Regions from separate parts of the Homo sapiens genome. Here region 2 is linked to region 1. The links are chromatin loops, found by intact Hi-C in ENCODE. Cell type or tissue: IMR-90. All regions are shown on one strand. Each heading gives the region's core, and the rest is flanking DNA. Links, peaks and the distances in the headings are about the cores only. Region 1 has its middle 83 kb from the start of GPAT3. Region 2 overlaps GPAT3 (glycerol-3-phosphate acyltransferase 3).

The links. A loop is a pair of places that touch in the nucleus more often than their neighbours do. Peaks named below come from ENCODE experiments on the same cell type or tissue, not always from the same donor. Only the 100,000 strongest peaks of a DNase experiment are listed, where the experiment ranks them.
Region 2: a loop joins it to region 1, with 2.1 times the contacts of the local background. A loop is called at or near these places in 3 of 110 quality-filtered maps.

Annotation. Positions count from the first base shown.
Region 1 is chr4:83,613,803-83,623,428 of GRCh38, forward strand. No RefSeq gene overlaps it. Among named protein-coding and RNA genes, the nearest start is that of GPAT3, 83 kb to the left of the region's middle. RefSeq lists enhancers at 4,301-5,500, 4,674-4,968. In IMR-90, for the core only: no CTCF peak of the experiment used is centred there; a DNase peak (open chromatin) is centred at 4,839; H3K27ac peaks cover 915 bases.
Region 2 is chr4:83,547,342-83,556,967 of GRCh38, forward strand. The region is part of intron 2 of GPAT3 (glycerol-3-phosphate acyltransferase 3); the gene reads left to right. Among named protein-coding and RNA genes, the nearest start is that of GPAT3, 16 kb to the left of the region's middle. RefSeq lists enhancers at 583-1,782, 1,155-1,449 and a silencer at 5,723-5,852. In IMR-90, for the core only: no CTCF peak of the experiment used is centred there; DNase peaks (open chromatin) are centred at 1,310 and 5,830; H3K27ac peaks cover 194 bases.

The sequences.
Region 1 (9,626 bases), core at 1,072-9,071:
GTTTAAGGCATGGCACTCCTCCCATTGCTTTTTTGCTCCCTCTCTCACCATGTGACATGCTGGCACCCTTTGCCTTCCACCATTAGTAAAAGCTTCTTGAGGTTGTCACCAAAAGTAGATGCAGGTATCATGCTTCTTGTACAGCAATAAACCCCTTTTCTTTATAAAAGACCCAGCCGCAGGTATTTATTTACAGCAACGCGAAATGGACTTACACACTTCTCCTTTTGAAATTCTCATAATGTGAATTTTTATTTTGCTTTATGATGCCCTGTAAATCCTGTAGTCTTTCTTCATTCTGTTTTATTCTTTTGTTTTTGTTGTTGTCTGCCTGGGTCATATCAAAAGACCTGTCTTCAAGTTTAGAAATTCTTCTGCTTGCTCTGGTCTTTTGTTGAAGGTCTCGGTTGTATTTCTTATTTCATTCATTGAGTTCTTAAGCTCCAAGATTTCTGTTTGTTTCTTTTATTCTATCTATCTCTTTGTTAAATTTCCTATTCAGATCACGAAGTGTTTTCCTGATTTTGTTGAATTGTCTATATGTATCCTCTTGCATCTCACCAAGTTTTCTTAAACTCATTATTTTGAATTTCTTTTTTGGCATCTTGTAAATTGTTTTTGGTGGGGGAGCTGGTATTGGAGAATTATTATGTTCTTTTGGAAGTGTCATGTTTCCTTGCATTTTCATTTTCTTGTATCTCTATGTTGATACCTGTGTATCTGCTGAAACAATTGCCTCTTCCAATTTTATGGAGTACCTTTGGTAGGGAGAGTCATTCCTGTAGGTGAGTCATATGGTGTCAATGGGTAAGTTGAGTTGGCCTTGGTTCTGGGTGGACACAGTAGTGTAGTCTGTTAACCTGTTAAGATTCTTTGGCTATAATCCACATTAATGATCTTTGTGAGTACCTCAGTGGCCTAGGCTGTGAGAATCTATGGTGGCAGTGGTGCATCTTTGCGGGGATGGGACCATTGAGCTTTTTCTCTGGCCAGAGGCATAAGTGTGCAGTGGGTTGGTTGGTTTGGTGACTGGCTTGCTGGGGGTGAATTTTCCATGCAGTTTCGCTGGCCATGGGTGCAGGGATACAGATGCTTGGTGGACCTGGGAGTGGGTCCACCAGGAATGTTTCTGCTGGAGGTGGGTTCACCTTGTTGCTTCTCCAGCTGGGACATGGATGTGCAGTAGTTCGGTGGCTTGTCTCAGGGGCAGGTTTGTCAGGCTGTTTCTTTGGTAGTGAGTGCCAAGAAGGGGGACTTTCTGGGGGAAGGTCCATTGGACTATTTAGTTCAGCCAGCCAAGGGTTGGCTTTCCTGCTGTGCAATGCTGAAGTCATGGCTGTTCCTGGCCCCATGCTCCAAGCAGACAGCGTTGTGGTATTGCAGCCACCTGTGTGGACTTGGTAAAATAATGGCAGAGACTCAAGGCTGGAGACATGCAGTGGCTGCTGGACCCCAGAGCAGGGTGGACTCTAGCAGTGGTTCCAGTTTCAAGATGGCACAGTCCTGCAGTAGCTTGGCTCACTGGGGTTGATTGGGGTGGGGAGTGCACACCTTGTGTTCCTACTCTGGAGTAACGCAGCTATGTTAATTCCAAGCAGCTCCGCAAACTGGGCTAAGGGCTTTTGAGGACTGTGGGATTCTTCTATAGTAAGTACTACAGGAATCTGCAGTGGCAGTTCAGGCATGTGGGGGCCTTCTGCTTACCTTTTTCCCATATGGAGAAGTCCCTCCTGGATCTGAGCCAATCTCAATGGGAGAGATGGGGTGGCAGGGGCAGGGTGCCTTGCTCCCCTCTTTTTGCTGACATCCTGGGCTTCTGTGCTCCACAGGGATTTCACCAGTCCCTTTCTGCACTCCAGTGCTGTCCCTCAGACACTACAGTTGAATGTTAGTTGTTATTTGTTGTTTTGGTTGTTTTTTGTTGGGAGGGATATGTGCCAGGCAACTCTAGTTAACCATTTTGTTGATGTCCTTTATTTCCCTTTGTTTTTTTTATGAGACTGAGTCTCCGTCTGTCATCCAGGCTGGAGTGCAGTGGCACAATCTTGGCTCACTGCAATCTCTGCCTCCTGGGTTCAAGCGATTCTCCTGCCTCAGCCTCCTGAGTAGCTGGGATTACAGGCATGCACCACCACTCCCAGCTATTTTTTTTTGTATTTTCAGTAGAGACAGGGTTTCACCATATTGACCAGACTGGTCTCGAACTCCTGACCTCAGGTGATCTGCCTGCTTCAGCCTCCCAAAGTGTTAGGATTACAGGCATGAGCCACTGCGCCCAGCCTTATTTCTCATTTGTAAGAGTTATATCTAATTCTTTTTCAAATGTGATTACTCTCACATAGTTTTGAAGTACCTTATGCTTATTGATTTTATGTTTTTCCCAACAACTCCAAAATCTTATATCTTTTGAGGGTCTGGGTCTATCTTTTCTGCTGCTTCTTGTTCATAGAGTCTTTGTGTGTTTAGAGAATTTTAATAATTATCATCTTTGGAATTTTATCCTCTCTTAGACCTGGAGAGCAGGGATCAGCAAACCAAAGCTTGTAGGCCAAATCCTGCCCTCTGTCTGTTTTTGTAAATACAATTTTATTGCAAGACAGCATTTGTTTATATATTGCCTATAGCTGCTTTTGCATGACAAAAGCAAAGTTGAGTAGTTGCTATAGTGACCTGCATGGCCCACAAAGCCTAAAATGTTTACTATCTGCTTCTTCATCTGATATGGTTGCCCACCCCAGCTCTAGGGCACTATCAATCTGGTACTACTTTAAACTATATTGTTGGCTTGAGGTTATCGGGCTATGGAAATAGTGAGAATTCAGTCTGTAAATCCAAAGGTGAGCCATTGTGGTTTTGAATGATCTGTGTACTATTTTTAGATAAATCCACATTGTATTTATAAGTAATTCATTCTTTTTAATTGCCAAGTAGTTTTAAATCTTTAGGGGAAAGTTATTTTTCCCTTTCACTTATCAGTAAGGTTTGACACAAGCAATTTGCCTTGCTTACATTTGAGATTGGAGGATGGATTATTTCTTTTTTTTTTCTTTTCTTTTTTTTTTTTTTTGAGATGGAGTTTCGCTCTTGTTGCCCAGGCTGGAGTGCAATGGCGTGATCTCGGCTTACCGGAACCTCTGCCTCCCGGGTTCAAGCGATTCTCCTGCCTCAGCCTCCAGAGTAGCTGTGATTACAGGTGTGCGCCACCATGCCTGGCTAATTTTGTATTTTTTTTGGGTAGAGATGGGGTTTCTCCATGTGGTCCGGCTGGTCTCGAACTCTTGACCTCAGGTGATCCGCCCGCCTCGGCCTCCCAAAGTGCTGGGATTGCAGGCATGAGCCACTGCACCTGGCCCTTTCTACTTTACTGTTACACAGAGGTTATAGTCCTTTGATATTTCACCTTCAAAGGAAGACTGTAGTTAGACTTTCCATCTTGGGCAGGACTTCAATTTTGTTTTTTGTCCCTTAGGCCCTTAAGGCTCTAGAAACCAATGCTAGAGTTTGCCTGGTTCAGCCAATGCCTGCAAAGTAAATGACAACTGCTGGGCTCTCTGCTCTGCTTTTTCCTCTGGGAATCGATCTTCCTTTAGTCTCTGACTTGAGTAGTCCTAACTTTCTTGCTAGTTACAGAAGCATTCAAAATCATTTTCTTTTATCATATAGGAAGAGAGTGAGTTCTTGTTGCAAAAAATAAAAGTTCTAGAAGGAGACAACTTTAAATTTAAAAAGAAGTTTCTCTGAGTGTTTTACTCTAGGTTAAAGCCATTATTTAAATATAAGGAGAAAAGCCTCTCCTTTAGAATCATTACTGTTCATTTGCAAATTAAATGCTGAAAGGTTTTGTAAGATAAAGTGATTTATAGGAGATCTGGACTAACACAGGGAAAACTGGAAGATTTTGGTGTTGGTGGAGAATACAAAAACCCGACAGCAGGAAGTCAGCTGAAAGAAGCCACCAGGTCATTGGTGTTCTTGGCATTGTGGGTGGGTGGTGAGTTTTCAGGCTGCACGTGTTACAGCCTAGGCTGAGGATCCCATCAAGGCTTTTGATGGCCCTCCATGGTCATAAATTCCTGCTATGAGCACTCCCTGCTGTTGTGAGACGCATATAGTAATTCTGGCTACTTGCTGGCCTCTTGGCTCTGTGTCCGGAAAAGATGTCTTGGAAAACTCTGAGAATAAAAAATGTATACTCTATCTTGGTGACCTAAAACATTTCAAATCCGTTTGCCCTCTAAAGCTGTGATCAGGGAGTGGATAGCTCAAAGAGCAGAACCAGTTAGTCTCCTCTCAAGGTGAAATATATATATTTCTTATACAAATAGGTGAATTTAAACTTTTTTGAGAATCTTTGACAATTGTATGTCTTGGCTTAGTTAAGATATATCCTTGCTGATTACACAAGTCAATTAGGGATCACAGGTTAGAGTTGGGCAAGTTTTCAAATCATTGTTTCTCTAGCTTTATAAAGGAAAACACCTATATTTGGTGCTTACAATTCGTATGCTGTTCTAGGTCTGAGGACACAACAATGACAAAGGCAAAAACTCTGGGCTATGGAAATCCACTGAAGCAGGTGGAAAATAAAAACAAAATCAAGAAACATGTTTGGACGAAAACATCATAGGGGATTTAGAGTGCCTTTGAACATTTTTCATGTAAGTTTGGGATAGTAAATGCCTAAGCACTCTTCTGAAAGAGTTTACAGAAAAGTATACTTCCTTTACAACTAAAGTATAGTGTCAATGGAATCAAGCTCTGTGACTAGGAGCCGGGAGTGGAGCTGACATCTATGGAATGCACACGTGACAGTGCTCATGTGCTGAGTCACCTGTGGGGTTGACCTTGGTTCAAAGCCTGTTTTTCATTGCAATCATTCTTTGATACAGGCAGCCCTGATGTCTGTTGCTAAATTAAGCACAAGTGAACCTGTCAAACGTCCTAACTGGAAGGAATTTTCAGTGCTGGTTATTTGTAAGGCAGGTTCTGAAACTGTTCCTGCAGAACCGAATTTTTTTTAGGATAGGCAGAGAAATGACTTTGGAAATCCTGTTCTATCCAGTCAGTTCTCCAGATTTTTGGTTAACAATGGAATGATGAATGAAATACCATAGCTTCACCTAGTAAATTCCTTGGTCCAAAAGCTCTCTTTGGAAACTGCTTCTGTTTAACAGTTATCCTCTTTAGGCATTTACACATATTTTATAAAATACATACTATAATTCAGGCTCTGTTAGTCTTGAGGTTCTTTGCTGCCCAAGGCAGGAACTTGCCATTCAGGAGCTTAGAAAAATCTGGAAGTAGAGACAAACACCACTAACCACAAGAGGAAGTGGCGAGGCCCTGTTTTCCAGCCCAGGAACAAAGTGCTGTGGGAGTGTAGAGAGGTGATAAATGTTGGGTGGAAGGGTGTGTAGAAGGGAGGACATGAGTGTGCCTTGAGGAATGACTAAGTGCTCTCCAGTGAAGTCAGGAAACGTGCAGGTGATTCCTTGTTCTGTGCATATACTGTCCTTCCCAATTCCCATACCCTTGAGAAAACAAAACAAAACCAAACCAAATAGGAGAGGGTTGTTTATAATCGCAGACCTTTTTGACTCCGAAATGCCCCATGTTCTTATTTTGGAGCCATTTACCACTTCCCCAGCATCACTTCCCTAGCCCAAGCCATCATCATTTCTTACAGGGCTATAGTAACTCTTCTAATGGATCTCCCTGCCTCTTCTCTTGTTCCCCAAATAGTCTATTTGGTAAATAGAAGCTAGTGTGATAATTTCAACTCATAAATTGACTCATTTTGCTCCCACTATCAGAACTCTTCAGTGGCTTCCCATTACACAGAGGATAAAGATTAAATTCCTTACCCCAGTATTCGAAGCCTTGAAACAATCTGACCACTGATCAGTCTTCTAGCCTGATTTCTATCATGCTTTCCCTGGCTCAAACTCCTGCAGTACTCTGGCCCTTTTGTTCTTTTTTTGAAACCACTATGAATTTTTGTGCTCAGGGCCTTGGCACTTGCTACTTCAGCTTGGAATGATCTCCTAGATATTTGCAAAGCTCCTTTTTCTTCATTTGTCTGCCCAAATATCCCCTCCTCACAGGAGTTCCCTGGCCATCCCACCTAATAGAGTAGCTCCTGCCACTCCCTATCTCCCATCCTGCTTTTTTCCCATTAGTACTTATTTTTGAACATTATTTGTTAGTTTTACACACCCCCACCACACTATAAGCTTGATCAATATTTGCCAAAGAACAGGCAAATTTGTGATCATTCCTCAATTCTTCCTTGACTTACATGCCCTTAACAATTTTGAGAATTACAGGCCAGGCATTTTTTTAGTAGCTCCTTTAATTTGATGTTTCTGATGTTTTCTCATGGTTAGTTTCAGGTTATGCATCTTTGACAGGAAAAACAAGAAGTGATTGATGCTCAGTGCCCTTTTCATTGTGTCCTATTAGGAGGTGCATACTTTTGATTTGCCCCATGACTGAAGCACAGTACTCTGGGTGCTTGATTAAGGTGGTGATATGGTTTGGAGCTGTGTCCCCTACCCCAAATCTCATATTCAGTTGTAATCCTCAGTGTTGGAGGTGGGGCCTGGTGGGAGGTGATTGGATTGGTAGTAAGTCTCATGAGATCTTATGGTTTTAAAAAGGGTTTTCCCTTTCACTTCATCTTCTTGCTGTGTCCTCATATGGTTGTCCCCCAGTCTGTGTGTTTTCTGTGTCCTAATCTCCTTTTTTTTACAAGAACACCAGTCATATTGGATTAGGACCCATGCATATGACCTCATTCTACCTTAATCACCATCTTAAAGGCCCTATCTCCAAACAGTGACAGTTTGAGGTACTGGGAGTTAGGACCTCAACATACAAATTTTTTGGGTACACAATTTAGCACATAATAGGTGGTGTCTGCCTGGCTTTTCCGTGGTAAACTTACTCTTTTCTCCTTCATTAGTGAATGAGTCATTTGGAGGGAGATACTTTGAAACTACACAAGTATCTGATATGGTTTTGCTGTGTCCCCACCCAAATCTCATCTTGAATTCTAGCTCCCATAATTTCCATGTGTGGTGGGAGGGACCCGGTGGGAGATAATCTAATCATGGGAGTGGTTTTCCCCCATACTGTCCATTTCCAATCCAATATTACAGGTTCATTTTAATTTTCTCCCTCTTTATATTTGTAAGTCCCCTCTCAAACAGTGAGGAGCCTTGTTCCCTATCTTTGATATATTTACTTATTTGTAACCAGTCTCAATGGCTTTGCACTCTCCCCATATAGATGCCTTCCTCACCTCACTTAGTGTCTACTTTATGGAGGACCACTCCCTTCCATGAATGCCTTTCTTACCCTGCACAGGAGAGGCCACTCCTTCCTGTGGATCCTCCCATTACCACTCTAGGCTTGACTCCCCACACCAGGCTGTCCCGTCCCAATGAAGATATCCTCCTCACTTAATGCAGGCTCTGTCACCTCACCTGTTTGGGTTCCAATGCCCTGCATTGGGCAGCCTTCCTCTGAGGATGGTCTCACCATGCACAGGCTCCACCATGCACAGACCCTGCTCTGGGCCACCAGTGCTTCCCATCACCAGTGTGGAGGCCCACCTTGCTCTGCCCACCTATGGCTTTAGGACTGAAGTATTCAAGGAAGGGGAAAAAGAGATCATGCCACTGGCTGTTGCCCAGGCTGGAGTGGGCACTGGCACTATCTTGGCTCACTTGCAGCCTTAACTTCTTGGGCTCAGGTAATCCTCCTGCCTCAGCCTCCAGAGTAATTGGGACCACAGGCATGTGCTGCTATGCCTGGCTAATTTTTGTATTTTTGGTAGAGATGGGGTCTCACTCTGTTGCCCAGGCTGGTCTTGAACTCCTGGGCTCAAGTGATCTGTCTGCCTCAGCCTCCCAAAGTGCTGAGATTGCAGGTGGGAGCCACCATGCCTGCCTCAGCCTCCCAAAGTGCTGAGATTGCAGGTAGGAGGCACCATGCATGGCTTTTATTTTTGTTTTTGATTTGTGGTTAGAGTATATCTTTTATTCAACCTTTACTTTCAATTGTACATGTTTCTTTAAATTACACATAGATAAGCATGCATATTTAAGACATAGTCTCTTTTAATAACCAGTTCACTTTCCTGAATGATATAGTTTGGCTATGTCCCTACCCAAATCTCATCTTGAACTGTAGTGCCTATAATGCCCATGTGTTGTTGGAGAGACCCAGTGGGAGGTAATTGAATCATGGGGGCATTTACCTCCATGCTGTTCTTTTGCTAATGAGTGAGTTCTCATGAGATCTGATAATTTTATAAGGGGTTTTCCCATCCGCCTTTACTCTGCACTTCTCCTTGCTGCTGCCATGTGAAGAAGAACATGTTTGCTTCCCCTTTGCCATGATTGTAAGTTTCCTGAAATCTCCCAAGCCCTGTAATTGACTGTAAGTCAATTAAATATTTTTCCTTTGTAAATTACCCAGTCTTGGGTATTTCTTCATAGAAGCATGAGAATGGAATTAATACAGTAACTTGGTACCAGGAGTGGGGTGCTGCTATAAAGATACCTGAAAATGTAAAAGCAACTCTGGAACTGGGTAACAGGCAGAGGCTGGAACATTTTGGAGGGCTCAGAAGACAGGAAGATGTGGGAAAGTTTGGAACTTCCTAGAAACTTGTTGAATGGCTTTAACCAAAATGCTGATAGTGATATGGACAATAAAGTCTGGGCTGAGGTCATCTCAGACGGAGATGAGGAAAGTTTTGGGAGCTGGAGCACAGGTGACTCTGGTTATACTTTAGCAAAGAGACTGGCAGACTGGCATGTTTTGCCCCTGCCTTAGAGTTCTGTGGAACTTTGAACTTAAGAGAGATGATTTAGTGTATCTGGTGGAAGAAATTTCTGAGCAGCAAAGTGTTCAAGAACATAAAAGTTTGGAAAATTTGCAGCCTGACAATACAATAGAAGGAAAAAAACCATTTTCTGGGGATAAATTCAAGCCTACTGCAGAAATTTGCATAAGTAACAAGGAGCTGAATGTTTATCACCAAGACAATGGGGAAAATGTCTCCAGGGCATGTCAGAGTCCTTCCTGGCAGCCCCTCCCATCACAGGCCTAGAGATCTAGGAGGAGAAAATGATTTCATGTGGTGGGCCCAGGGCTCCTCTGTGGTGTGCAACCTAGGGACTTGGTGCCTTGTGTCCAGCCTCTCCAACTGTGGCTAAAAAGGATCAAGGTAGATCTCAGGCTGTGGCTTCAGAGGGTGCAAGCCCCAGTCCTTGGCAGCTTCCATGTGGTGTTGGGCCTGTGGGTATGCAGAAGTCAAGAGTTGAGATTTGGGAACCTCTGCCTCGATTTCAGAGGATGTATGGAAATGCCTGGATGTCCAGGCTGGAGTTTGCTGCAGGGGTGTTTGCTGCAGGGGTGGAGCCCTCTGCTAGGGCAGTGTGGAGGGGAAATGTGAGTTTGGAGCCCCCACACAAAGTCCCCATTGGGGCACTGCCTTGTGGAGCTGTGAGGAGAGGTCCACATCCTCCAGAAGTCAGAATGGTAGATCCACTGACAGCTTGCACCTGGAAAAGGCACAGGCACTCAAAAACAGCCTGTGAAAGCAGCCAGGATGG
Region 2 (9,626 bases), core at 850-8,849, 67 kb before region 1:
TCCCAGATTCACGCCATTCTCCTGCCTCAGCCTCCCGAGTAGCTGGGACTACAGGTGCCCGCCACCACGCCCAGCTAATTTTTTGTATTTTTAGTAGAGACGGGGTTTCACCGTGTTAGCCAGGATGGTCTCGATCTCCTGACCTTGTGATCTGCCCACCTCGGCCTCCCAAAGTGCTGGGATTACAGGCGTGAGCTACTGCGCCTGGCCTCTGCTGCTCTTTCATTTAGTGAAACACATTTTTTTTTTTGAAATGCATTTCAAGTCTCCCTTCCCAGTTAAATCCCTCTTGCATTGTATTTCTTCTGTGCTTTTATTGAATAAGCCAACTGAAAGCTGAGCCTAGGCAAATTATTATCTTTGTGGTTAAATAATTATCTTCTGTCTTTAGCCATATTCTGCTGTGTCTTTTATTTAAAAGCTATTTAATTTGTTGAACTTCAGATATGATTATGGGTAAATCTCGTTAAGAAGCTCTGTTATTGCACTTTCACCTTCCTCTTCTTCTTCCCTTTTTTTTTTTTTTTTTGAGATGGGGTCTGGCTGTATTGTGCCAAATTCCTGGCCTCAAGCAATCCTCCTGCCTCAGCCTCCCAAAGTGCTGGGATTACAGCCATAAGCCATAGTGCCGGGCCATATCTTACTCTTCTAAGCTTAAGGACTTTTCCTCATTGTTAACACAAAGAAAAAGGTAAATCTTTTTCCCCACTTCAAGTAACTCTGTTATTCTGAGCATTAAACTTCAGTGGAGGTTATAGTTACCCTTCTACCCTAGTTTTGTCCCCTGAAAGCAGAAGTGCTAGAGCCACAGCATAGAAGGCTAGGACAAGAAAATACAGGAATAATGGCTCGTTTGCTTCTTTTTATCAGCTGTGCTTTGGTTGCTCCAGCCATAGGACAAATGCATCTCCTTGGACCCTGGGACTTGGTCTGACTGAGATCCTAGCAACTTTTATTTTAGCCTGTTTTAAATATACAAAGGATCGTTTGACTTTTAAGAGGCACCAGCCTTACTCTTTGGGCATCTGATTTCCAGGGATTATGATGCTGTTAGGTTGGAGTTTGAATCGGCTCATAGCTTTGGTAGTAATTGTGATTAATATTAGTAATTATGTAATTTTAGTGACTCAAGATGAATTGTACTCTAATTGCATTATGACACTAGGACATTTTAAATGATTACCATGAAAAGTCACCAAGCATGAATAAAGGCCTGCATTTACCTGGGAGTGAGTCATAAACACCACAAATACATAAAGGCGGTGGCTTGTCATTTTGGCATTGTTCCCTTAGAGGCTGATGCTGGCGTGACTCAGCATTGTTGGCCACAAAGTGCATGCAACCACTGCAAGTCTTACCCCATGCCCTGCTCCAGCGGCACCACACACAAAGACTGTGGTCTCATGGCCTGCTGTTGATTTAGCCCCTGTGCTAAATTTCTCTCTGCCTTGTATCTCATGCCCCCAAGTCTCTGCCCCTTTGCCCACCTAAACACTCAAAAAGGAGAAGGTACTAAGGTGAAATTTCGGTTGCTATACCTATTTGGAGAGAATTCAGGTTGCCTAACATGGCCCTCTAATTTTACTTTGGGAATTTTTTTCTGTGAGGCAATTGACTACTTGAAATCCTGTATACATTGATTATATGAACATTAATAAAATCTTATACATTCACAGAAAATATGGGATCATATTTTGTGACAGAAGTTTGAGAAATATCAAGTCAGGTGGGATCATGCATGCCTGTACTCCCAGATACTTGAGAGGCTGAAGGGGGAGGACCTGGAGTTTGAGTGTAGCCAGGGCAAAATAGTGAGACCCATCTGAAAAAAAAAAAAAAGAAAATTGAGGAATATTTTTATATACTTATTTTGTTTTGGACAGGCCATTTTTGATAGTTTAAATTAGCTAACTTGATTTTATGGTGTAAACTCTGTGAATACAAACCAGTATGTGTTGCCCTCAAGAATATGAAGTGTAATGCATCTAATGGGGTTATCTTATTGCTAAAATACAGGAACTTGTCTAGCTACTTGTAGAGAGCAACATAATTCAGTTATGGGGTTGGAAGGATTATAGGTTGGGGCTTTCTTTTTTATTTTGCGTGTGTGTGTGTGTGTGTGTGTGTATGTATATATATATGAAATATTATGTATTAGTATGTGAAATATATATGATTAATACATAATATATATTATTATTATTTTTTTAAGACAGGGTCTCACTCTATCACCCAGGCTAGAGTGCAGTGGGGCAATCTTGGCTCACTGCAACCTCTGCCTCCCGGGTTCCAGCAATTCTCCTGCCTCAGCCTCCTGAGTAGCTGGAATTACAGGGTGTGCCACCACGCCTGGCTAATTTTTGTATATATTTATTATTATTATTATTGTTATTATTATTGAGATGGAGTCTGGCTCTGTTGCCCAGGCTGGAGTGCAGTGGTGTGATTTCGGCTCACTGAAACCTCTGCCTCCTGGGTTCAAGAGATTCTCCCACCTCAGTCTCCTAAGTATCTGGGATTACAGGCATGCACCACCAAACCTGGCTAATTTTTGTATTTTTAGTAGAGATGGGGTTTCACCATGTTGGCCAGGCTGGTCTCAAACTCCTGACCTCAAATGATCCACCTGCCTCAGCCTCCCAAAGTGTTGGGATTACAGGTGTGAGCCACCACGCCTAGCCCATTTTTTAATTTTTAAATAGAGATGAGGTCTCACTATGTTGCCCAGGATGGTCTTGAACTCCTCAGGATGGTCTTAAGTGATTCTCCTGCCTCGGCCCCCTAGGTGCTAGGATTGCAGGTGTGAGCCACCATGCCCAGCTGAGTTTTTCTTTTTCTTTTTTTTCAAATATATTTTAAAGAATTGAAAAAATATACAGCTAGGTTTCACCATGTTGCCCAGGCTGGTCTTGAACTCCTGGGCTCAAGCAATCCATCTGCATCCGTCTCCCAAAGTGCTGGGATTACAGCCATGAGCCCCCACACCCAGCTGAGTTTTTCTTTAGCATGGCCAAATGTCCCCCTGATTGCATTAGTCTATCCCTATTTGTGAATATTGTGTCTGATGATGATGATGATGATGATGATGACAATTTTCAGACATACACAAAAGTAGAGAAAATAGTAAATGAGCCCCATATCACGAGATTCAACATTTGTCGAGATTTTGCCATGCTTGATTCATTTATCAACGCTCTCATTTTTTTGGTAAAGTTTTAAAATTTAGATACAAAATCTCATGTCTTTTAATGCATAAAGGACTTTTTCAAATAACCACAATGCTATTATCCCTTTAGCAAACAATAATTTCTTAATATCATCTAATATATTGTCCATATTTAGATTTCCCTAACAGTCTCAAAATGTCTTTATAATTGATTTGTTTGAAATGAATTTCAGTCATGGTTCACAAAAACATTTATTTTTTAATTTTTTGCAGTGCTTTAAGTTGGAAATATGAAAGTTTTTTGTGGGGGCAGGGGTGCAGTTTTATTTCTTGGAACAAAAATTACTTAATAGCAACTGATTCTGATAAAACTCACTAGAGTACTGTGCATTTTAATCTTTACATCTTAACATAGCTCTGTAGAAGGCAAAAGTTTGATTGTTAGGTTAGTCATCTGTATTTCTTTTACGTACAATATTATAAAAATTTAGTTCAATCACTTTGGAGAGCAATTTGGCAATACTTAGGAAAGTTAAAGACCAGAAAATTACACGACAACCCAACAATTCTATATCTCCTAAAATATCAAATGTACCCAGAGCCTCAGCATATATGTATTAGGTGACTTGTTACAAGTGTTTACAACCAGTGAAAATGTGGAGACAATCCATCAGGAGGAAAGTTAATATGTAAGCTGATTTATTTATACTGTACAGCAGTTAAACTGAATTAACTGGACTTACATGGAAAGAAAAAGGAGATGAATTTCAAACCATATTGAGAGAAAAGAAAATATATAGTATAATAACATTTATTTAAAATTTAGAATCACAAATAGATACTATACATTTATGTGAATATATAATATATGCATGGAAATTATATATACTATAGGGCAGTATATTGCGCCTGGCTGGGACAGGTTATCTTCAGGAGGGAGAGCAAGAGGTGGTGAGGAGGGGCTTTAACTGTATTTATAATTTTTTTTCTTTAAAATATACCTGGGCTGGGCGCAGTGGCTCATGCCTGTAATCCCAGCACTTTGGGAGGCTGAGGCGGGCGGATCACGAGGTCAAGAAATCGAGACCATCCTGGCCAACATGGTGAAACCCGGTCTCTACTAAAAATACGAAAATTAACTGGGCGTGGTGGTGCGCCCCTATAGTCTCAGCTACTCAGGAGGCTGAGGCAGGAGAATCGCTTGAACCTGGGAGGCAGAGGTTGTAGTGAGCCGAGATTGCACCACTGCACTCCAGCCTGGGAGACAGAGTGAGACTCCATCTCGGAAAAAAAAAAAAAAAAAAAAATCTATCTATCTATCTATCTATCTATCTATCTATCTGAAGCAAATATGACAATGAGTATTTTTTTTCTTGTTAAACTCATCTTTGGGGGGTTACATTTATATTGTAAACATAAAAAAGAGAAAACCCCAACCAAATAAAACATCAGTAGTCATTCAGCTAATGTTTATTCTGACAGTTAGAACTAGTTATATATGAATGGAAGATAGGTACCTTCTTGGGATGTGATTTGATGGTTATCTGCTCCAAAACACAGCTCCATTCAGCCTGACCAGTGCCTGGAATTTAAACTGAAACCTATGGAACAAAGGAGTTTTTAATAAAAATACATTACCTCTTAGAGCTGGCTTTCTCAACCTCAGCACTACTGATACTTTGGATTGGGTAATTCTTTGTCGTGGGCAACAGTCCTGTACAATGTGAGATGTTCAGCAGCATCTCTGGCCTCTACCCAGTAGATGACAGACAGTAGCACACTCCCATTCGTGACAACCAACAATGTGTGCAGACATTGCCAGTTGTCCCCTGGGGGCACTTCTCTCTCCTTCCCTCACCCCACCCCTGCTCATTTGTGAATCACTGCTCCTAGAGAAGAATGCATTAGTGTATTGGTCCCCACTATCGTTAGCATGATTTTAGTTTTCTAACAAATAGGCCCTTGAAGGAGCAGAATTTGATGCTACAGTTTTTGGTGGTTGATTTGGGAAGAATGGAATGACAAAGTAAGGCATAGGTGGGGGTGCTTAGATGAGCAGCAGGATTAGCAGATGGTGGAAGAGGAGGCAGGTTCCTTAAGGAAAGGTAGAAAGCAGACAAAGAAATCTTCCTTCAAACTTTGCCTCATAATCTAACGAGAATATACTGGTCTATTTTGGAGGGAGCTTTACTTAAAGTGGATTAGAGACTGGCATATAACTGTGCTTTATGGACTGAATGTCTATGTCCCCCCCTTCCCAAATTGATATGTTGATATGTTGATCCTAACACCCAAAGTGATGGTATTAGGAGGTGGGGCCTTTGGGAGGTAATTAAGTCATGAAGGTAGAGCCATAATGAGTGGGATTAGTGCCCTTATAAATACGGGCCCCAGGGAGTTGTCTAGCCCCTTCCATCATGTGAGGACACAGTGAGAAGATAGCCATCTGGAAATCGGAAAGAGAGCCCTCACCAGAACCTGACCCCACTGGCCCCCTGATCTTGGACTTCTAGCCTCCAGACCTGTGGGAAAATAAATTTCTGTTTTTTGTAAGCTACCCAGGCTATGGCACTCTGTTATAGCAGCCTGAAGTGACTAAGGCAGTGCTCTAAACCTCTGAAAGTAAATGACTTAGCATTTAACTTTGACCACTGATGAATGAGCAGGATGAAGTGGTTCTGGCAGGAAATGAGAAGGTAAAAGGTCAGATCAGAGTTATGGTCTTGTAACTGCATTGCGAAGTGATGGGTGTGAAGAGAGGGAATTAAGCCTTGAATCACAGAAAGGAAGGCTCCCATCTAAGGAAACTAGCTAGGACATTCATAAAATGTCTTGAATTATTTTTTAGATTGTTTTTCTTTTCGAATAGTAGTAACAACGTGGATAGTATTCCTATGCCTTACCTCTATTTTCAGTGAAACTAGTTAAAAAAAATGTAACTAAGCAGTTTTAAAATTTTCTGTCTCTAGCACTGACTGCTGAAGGTCTGGTTGGTGATTTAGCTGCATTAGTCCAAAACCCCTCAGCAGCTTGGAAGAGGGTACCTGCATCTCAGAGTTGTGGAGGTTTGAAAAAGTTGAGTGAGAACTGAGATTCAAAGATTATTTGAGGCCGGGCACGGTGGCTCATGCCTGTAATCCCAGCACTTTGGGAGGCTGAGGCAGGTGGACTGCTTGAGCCCAGGGGTTCAAGACCAGCCTGGGCAACATGGTGAAACCCTGTCTCTACAAAAACTACAAAAAATAGTCAGACATGGCGACTCAGGAGTCTGAGGTGGGAAGATCTCTTGAGCCCGGGAGGTCAAGGGTGCAGAGAGCTGAGATCGCACCACTGCACTCCAGCCTGGACGACAGAGTGAGACCCTGTCTCAAAAAATAAATAAATAAATAAAATAAAAAAATAAATAAAATAAATTATTTGAGAGGGAGAAGATAATAGGATCAGACAATAGTCCCTTATAGTCAACTCAATAATACATAGCCTTTTATTTATTTATTTAGGGAGACAGGGTCTCCCTCTGTTGCCTAGGCTAGAGTGCAGTGGTAAGGATCACTGCTCACTGTAGCCTTGACCTCCCAGGCTCAAGCTGTCCTCACACCTCATCCTCCTAAATAGCTGGGAGACTACAGGTATGCACTACCAAGCCTGGCTAATTTTTTCCTTTTTGTAGAGGCGGGGTCTCATTATGTTGTCCAGCCATGTCTCGAACTCTTGGGCTCAAGTGATGCTCTTGCCTTGGCCTCCCAGAGTGCTCAGATTAAAGGCTGGCTGCCTTATTTATTTAGGGAAGTTCTCTTCACAGTTGATAGGAGCAGACCTCTTAGCCAGTATCTACCACATTGAAAATACAGCTTGTCATTTTAGAAGTATTCCCCAAACCAGGCTCCCCACCCTCTGCATATCTCCTGGTCTCTTTATCCCCCAGAGAAAAATCCCAATCAAAACTCCAAAGCTTCTTTATTTTGTTTCTATCTTTTAGGCAAGAACCTGTCAATAATAATAATCATAATCACCACCATTTTTTAAACATTGGCCCCACTGTTCCATATTATTTATTATATATGAGGGGGTCTTGTTAATCATGATTTTACTTGCTCTACATTGCATGGCTGGTCAAAGGCAGCTTGAAAAGAATCCCAGTTTGTCTGTTCTACTCAAAAGCCCCTGTTACCACTTTCTACTACTGTCTTACTATGCCTTCCTTACTAGCTCCTCTGGTCCATACTTTCTGATTCTCCTCTTGATGTTTAAGGTGACTCCTCTTCTACACATGGAATGGAATGGAAGCTCCCTCTTTTTTTTTTTTTTTTTTTTGAGATGGAGTCTTGCTGTGTCACCTAGGCTGGAGTTCAGTGGCGTGATCTCGGATCACTGCAACCTTTGCCTCCCGGGTTCAAGTGATTCTCCAGCCTCAGCCTCCTGAGTAGCCAGGACTATAGGTGTACGCCACCATGCCCGGCTAATTTTTATATTTTTAGTAGAGACTGGGTTTTGCCATGTTGGCCAGGTTGTTCTCAAACTCCTGACCTCAGGTGATCCACCTGCCTTGGCCTCCCAAAGTGCTGGGATTACAGGTGTGAGCCACTGCGCCTGGCCTCCTCTTCTGAGAGTTGGCTTTGTCACTGTGACATAATAAGAAATATGTATTAGACTTCTGCTCCCTCTCCCTTTCCTGTCACATAGGTCCTAAAACCTTTGGCATCTCTGCAGTGATAAGTGATAGTGTCTTTGTGTATGCTGATGAGATGACTGGTGGCTGGGAGCTCCTGGATAGATAGCCTCAGGATGGTGGCTGATTGCCAGGGGAGCCAAACATGTGATTACAGGGTTGGAACTTTCAGCTCCCCTCCATATTGCTCCCCAAAGGGCAATGATTAAATCGATCATTTAATCATTTTATGGAAGCTGATGTCATGAAGCTTCCATAAAAACTAAAAAATACAGGGTTTAGAGAACTTTCAGATTGTTGAACACATCCAGGTGCCTGGTGGGAGGTGCACCCCAGCTTCATGGGAACAGAGGCTTCTGTGCTAGGGACCCTTCTGAACCTTGTCGTCAGTGCAGTATTCATCTGGCTGTTCATTTGTGTGCTTTAAAATATCCTTTGTAATACATCAGCACTAGTAAGTAAAGTGTTTCCCTGAGTTCTGTGAGCCATTCTAGCAAATGACTGAACCTGAGGAAGGGACTATGGGAACGCTCAATTTATAGCTGGTAGATCAGAAGTACCAAAGGCTTGGACTTGCAATTGGCACCTGAAGTGGAGGCGGTCTTGTAGAACTGAGCCCTTCATTTGTGGAATTTGACTCTAACTCCAGGTAGATAGTGTCAAAATTTAATTGAATTATGGGACATCTAGCTGGTGTCGAAGAATTGTTTGGTGTGGGAGAAAAACCCACACATCTGGGGTCACAGGAGTGTTCTGTGTTTTGGTGAGAGTATAGTAGAAGAAAAGTCAGTTTGTTTTTTTCTTATTATATAGTCACTTACCAGGAAGCTCCTAACAGTTTGTCCTTATCAATGAAATTTTTGAAGAAACAAATCTATTAAGAATATTTAGCATTACAATCAAAGATACCATACATAAATGCCAAACCACAAGGCTGACATTTTAAGTGAATTAATGGTTCATTTGACAGTGGAGTTTTATGAATGCTTCTGTGCTGTGGGATTTCTTGTTTAATCAAGTTAGCTGTATCCAAATCAACAGAGTTAATGTGGGCTGCCAGCCAAGATGTAGGTCAAGAGTGGGTTGTTAAAATGTTAGTCGTTAAAATGAAACTCTGTTAAGACCATTCTGGCCAACATGGTGGAACCCTGTCTTGACTAAAATACAAAAAAATAGCCGGATATGGTGGTGCACAGCTGTAATCCCAGCTACTTGGGAGGCTTAGGTATGAGAATCACTTCAATCCAGGAGGTGGAGGTTGCAGTGAGTTGAGATTGCACCACTGCACTCCAGCCTGGGTGACACAGTGAGACTCAGTCTCAAGAAAAAAAAAAAAGAAAAAGAAACAAACAAAAAAGGGAACTCTGCCTGTTATTCTCAACGCTATTTTTTTTTCAGTGCTAACTGACAATTGATTAGTGTCCTCAGCTCCACCCCATCCCCATTTATGCATCAAAACTCACAGTTAATTATGTGGCTAATATTTATATTTGGGGTTAAAATTTTCCTATTTTATAATCAGCATTGATTATTTTGTAAGTTTTTGGAGAACTACTGGAATATGCAATGATGAAAAAAGAACTAGATTTTCTCATCTACGGTTCTCAAAAAAAAAAAAAAGTAAATCTATTGCTTCTAGCCTAGTATTTGTCTTAGTCCACTCAGGCTGCTATAACAAAATACCATAGAGTGGGTGGCTTATAAACAACAAACACTGATTTTTCACAGTTCCGGAGGCTGGAAAGCCCAAGATCAAGGCCCAGCTTCCTGGTTTGTACAGGGCTGTCCTTT